Linked DNA regions of Homo sapiens: region 2 is linked to region 1. A link is an interaction called in ENCODE POLR2A ChIA-PET data of the cell type or tissue named here. Cell type or tissue: HCT116. All regions are shown on one strand.

What was found. Peaks named below come from ENCODE experiments on the same cell type or tissue, not always from the same donor. Only the 100,000 strongest peaks of a DNase experiment are listed, where the experiment ranks them.
Region 2: POLR2A ChIA-PET joins it to region 1 with 5 read pairs; 1 of 35 experiments calls an interaction of 5 or more read pairs at or near these places.

What each region holds. Positions count from the first base shown.
Region 1 is chr11:112,439,240-112,441,739 of GRCh38, forward strand. No RefSeq gene overlaps it. Among named protein-coding and RNA genes, the nearest start is that of LINC02763, 42 kb to the right of the region's middle. In HCT116, a CTCF peak has its summit at 1,470; a DNase peak (open chromatin) is centred at 1,472; H3K27me3 peaks cover 1,113 bases.
Region 2 is chr11:110,472,049-110,474,548 of GRCh38, forward strand. No RefSeq gene overlaps it. Among named protein-coding and RNA genes, the nearest start is that of FDX1, 43 kb to the left of the region's middle. In HCT116, no CTCF peak of the experiment used is centred here; a DNase peak (open chromatin) is centred at 1,020.

The DNA of each region.
Region 1 (2,500 bases):
ATTCTATAGTTATAACAAATACTTAAAACTAATACCAACTTAACTATAATTGCAAAAAAGGAAAACAAACAAACCAAGAAAAAACTCTGCACACATTAGCGCTTTTCTGCCCCTAGATTTTAAAATTTTGGTATCACAATTTGCATTTTTTATATTGCCTAACCCTTAACAAATTGTTGTAATTATCATTCTTAATAGTTTCATCTTTTAGTCTTCTTACTAAAGATATAAGTGGTTTAAACAGCAAAGTACAATATCTGTATAACAATCACATTGGCATCCTTTTCTTTTGGTTTGAAGAAACTCTAACTCTTAACAAATTGTTGTAATTAAAATTTTATTAGTTTCATCTTTTAGTCTTCTTACTAACGATATAAGTGGTTTAAACACCACAAGTACAATAACAATCACATTGATATCCTTTTCTTTTGGTTTGAAGAACTCCATTTATCATTACTTGTAGGACAGATCTGGTAGTGATAAATTCCCTCAACTTTTGTTTATGTGGGAAATTCTTTATCTTTCCTTCATTTTCGCAGGATAATCTTGCTGAATGCAGTATTCTTGGTTGGCATTTTTTTTCCTTCAGTACTCTGAATATATCATCTCACTTCCTCCTGGACTGTAGGATTTCTGCTGAGAAGTTTGCTGCCAGTCATATTAGATCTCCATTACATGTTATTTGCTTCTTTTCTCTTGTTGCTTTCAGGATCCTTTTTTCGTCTGTGGCTTTTGTGAATTTGTTATTCTTCTTTGGGTTGAATCTGATCAGTGACTTTTGGCTTTCATGTATCTTGATATTTATATCTTTCTCCATTCGGAACATTTTATTATATGTTTGAATCAGATTTCTACACCTTTTTTTTTTCTCAGTTCTCTCTTGAATTCCAATAACATGAATATTTACTCTTTAGATGTTGTCCCATAGATCTTGTAAGCTTTGCTCATTCTTTTTCAGTTTTTCCTGTTTTTGTCTTCTGTGTATTTTCAAATAGTCTGTCTTTGAGCTCACTGATTCTTTCTTCTACTTGATCAATTCTGCTTTTGATGATCTCTAGTGCATTTTCCGTTCTATTCGTTGTATTTTTCAGCTGCAGGATTGCTGCTTGACTTTCAAAAATTATTTCAATCTCTCTGTTAAATTGCTTTGATAAGTTTTTGCATTGATTTTCTGTGATTTTTGAAGTTTGTTGAGCTTCCTTAAAACAGTTATTTTGATTCTTTGAGAGATCACACATCTCCATTACTTTACGGTTAGGCACCTTATTTTGTCTGCTTGTTGAGATCATATTTCTCTCAATGTTCTTGATGCTTGTGGAAGTATGACAATGTCTGTGCATTGAGAGATGAGGTATGTACTTCAGTCTTCTCAGTCTGTTTTACCTGTCCTACTTCAGAGAGACTTTCAGAGATTCTAAGCAGACTAATTGTTGTGTTCCTTGAGTCTGTGACCACTGCAGCCATCTCACCAGTAGGGGACCCTCTAAGCCTAGGCTTGCCTTAAGTCTCTCAAGAGCTCCAAGATTGCCACAGATTTCCACCCCAGATGGATCTGGGGAAGATCCAAGGAGGATATGGGGGCTGTGTGGGGATTCTGGCCAAGAACCTCCAGAAGACAGTCTAGAAGACTGTCCCAGTGTCCCAGCTGATCATGCCTCCCAGCAGACCGTTCCATGACTCCCAGCAGCAGTAACTGGGGTTGGAGTGGAGACTTGGTGTCTTTGGGATCTGCTGTGGAGAGAAGGCTGGTGGGCCCATCTTCTTGGCTCATATGGGCATGTGTCACCCAGCAGGTCACTCACAAGTGGGGTAAATTCTTGACTGCAATAGGAGAAGCTGAAGATAGGACTGGGTATCTTGGGATCTGCTCTGGGATGGAGGCTGGTGTGCCTGTCACACTCGCTCAGACAGACCATTTTCTGATATTCTTCATTGGATATTTTAAAGTTGGAATTCATTTGGATAAATGAATACCTATTTATCCAAAGGAAATAATAGTTCAAAACTAAAACTACCTATGATACAAATTAAATAATGACTCTGGTGATCGTGAAAATACAGAGTTAGAGGAGATTTTTATATAAAACCTGTGAAGCTTGTATTTTCTGTATTGTATTTGTTGCTACAATAGTTACTTATTGCCTGAGATTTCTTCTGAGATGCCAGTTATCTTAAGCCTGTGTATCTTTCTGGTGGTTCTCTGGAGAGAGGTTGAGATTGCTTTTTCCTTTTAAATAGTCAGTACTTGAGTGGTATGGAGGAGCTGCACACAGACATGTACACTTTGGAGCCAATTCAAATATTAGAGCCAAAAGTCAAAAGAGAAAAGGTAAACAAACTTTAAAATGTGAGGGCAAGAGTGTAAATCAGACAAATGATTTGGTATGAAGAATATATAGCATGGTGCATCAAATTTAGAGAAGATAAACATAATTAGTAGAACTAGAGGTAAACTGGAAGTGTTGACATGAACTCTCACTGTCTGAAAAAAAGAGATAAT
Region 2 (2,500 bases), 2.0 Mb before region 1:
CTCTCCTTACCTGAGTCTACACTTTTCTTTGTCCTCTCCTTCGGGTAGTGCCTATGCTGCCTTCCTTTTCCAAGGTGTCTTCCATGCCTAGCCAAATACTGGCCTTGGATAGTTAGCAGGGGAGAGCTTATTGGTAGGACTCCTTAATCTCGAAAGAAATGATCAGTTTGGTCACCTGAAAAACCCAGACTGGAGATTGGGGACTATGATTTGATTGAGGAGGAGACATCCAAGAATGTTTAGGGTCAGTCTCTGAAGATCAGGTCACCTGTAAAGGCCATGAGGGACTGGCAAATGAGATTATGTCCCCTTGAGAGGAAGGAGGACTGGAGGGGACTGGAGCTGCTGTTTCACTCTAGCTTGCTATTTCCAAATAGCAGGGCAGGACACTATTTTCAGAATTTTAGAAAGAGAAGGCAGAATCTAAATTTTTTTTTTTTTTTTTTTTTTTTGATATGGAGTCTCGCTCTGTTGCCCAGGCTGGAGTGCAGTGGCGCAATCTCAGCTCACTGCAAACTCCGCCTCTATGGTTCACACCATTCTCTTGCCTCAGCCTCCTGAGTAGCTGGGACTACAGGTGCCCACCACCACGCCCAGCTAATTTTTTGTATTTTTAGTAGAGCCAGGGTTTCACCGTGTTAGCCAGGATGGTCTCAATCTCCTGACTTCGTGATCCACCCACCTCGGCCTCCCTAAGTGCTGGGATTACAGGTGTGAGCCACCGCTCCCGGCCACCGGAACCTAAATTTTGATGTGAAATCTGATTTTTATATGTTCGCAAGGATTTTAAGTAGTTTCAGTTTGTTTTTAATATTACATGGGAGGAATAAAACATCCATGACAGATACAATGGGCTGCAACCTCTGGTCTAGAGGATCCCTTGGGAGGGGGTTAGTTGAGTCCTAATTTTTAAAATTTTTATTTGTTTTATTTTATTTTTTTTAATTAGAGACAAAGTCTTGCTGAGTGGCCCAGGCTGGAATGCAGTGATGCAATCATGACTCACTGCAGCCTTGACCTCCTGGGCTCAAATGATCCTCCTACCTCAGCCTCCTGAGTAGGTGGGGCAGGTGGGGCTACAGACATGTGCCACCATGCCCAGCTAATTTTTGTATTTCTTGTGGAGATGGGGTCTCACTATGTTGCTCAGGCTGGTCTCAAACTCCTGGGCTCAATTGACTTTCCGGCCTCAGCCTTGCATAGCATTGGGATTACAGGTGTGAGCCACTGTGCCCAGTCTTGATTCCTAATTATTAGGACTTTGGTTGTACTCAGTGGGCTCTGAAATGTCAACAGGGGTCTTGGGTGAGTTTGAATTTCAAGGAACCTCAAAATTGATTATTTACCTCCTAAGGGATTCTCTGGTCTTAGGAGGCTGGCCAGACCTGGAGTGAACCCTGTAGGTTGACCATGGACTGGAACAGACCACCTAGTCTCTCTCTAGGTTATATGCCTGATTCTAAGGGGGCCTCTAGGCTACACAGGTTTCTGAAGGGTCTATGTCCCCTCCTGTTATCATGTGGAAAGGGCCAGGTGTGCCATCTAAGCTTAAGTCGTTAGGGAATTCTCTCTCCCTCAAAAACATTTTAAATAATCTCCCTGAGTCTTCCTTTAATTGGCCTTCTAAATCTTTAATAAGCCTGGATTAAAACCACCCTCCATTAGGATGATCAATCTGAAAACAAATTAGATCAATTCCACAAGTCCAAGCCCCTTCGTATAGCACATGAGAGATGCCGAGCCCTATAGCTTACGTTCTGATAATACAAACCTCCTTGTGTTCCCTGAATATGTCATGCTGTTTCATAACTCTGCATTTGCTTAGGCTGAGCTCTGACTGGAGCTCCCTCCTGCTCTGTCTTGGCCCAGCTCACTCAGTTATCTTTCAAGATGTCTCTGGGAAGTGTTCTCTGAACTTTCAGCTGGGATTATATGTCTCCCCGCTTTTTGGGACCTCCCCCCGCCGGCCACAGGATATAGTTCCATCTTAGCCTTTGCCATGTTATAGTATATTGAGCCTGGTGGTGGGTGATTGTCTCTGCCGGTAAGCTGTAAGCACATCCTGTGTACCATCCAGCACAGAGCATGGAGTCTGACACCCAGTAGTCAGTCTATAATACCAAAATATTGGAAAGCAGAGAAGGTGCCTTCATGCTGCAGGGACAAGCCACATGAACACTTTTAAAAAAAGGAAACAGAGTCTGGACACCTCAAACTCAGGAAGGAGTTATAGTGTGGGTAAAGAGGCCTAGGCAACATTATTTGTCCCTGGTTTGGACATGCCCTTTGTCTTGAAGCCCGTTAACTGTGTTTTGTATTTACTGACAGTTCAAGTTTTTCTCTTTTTTTTTTTCATACTTTGGAAGGGCAGAGACATCTGATCTAATACCATCTGTGACCAAGGGAGGGAAGGTGGGAGGAAGGAAGAGAATATCCATTTATTCACTTAATATTTCTGGAGCATCTGCTAGGTGCTGAGGATTCAGCAAGGACAAAACAA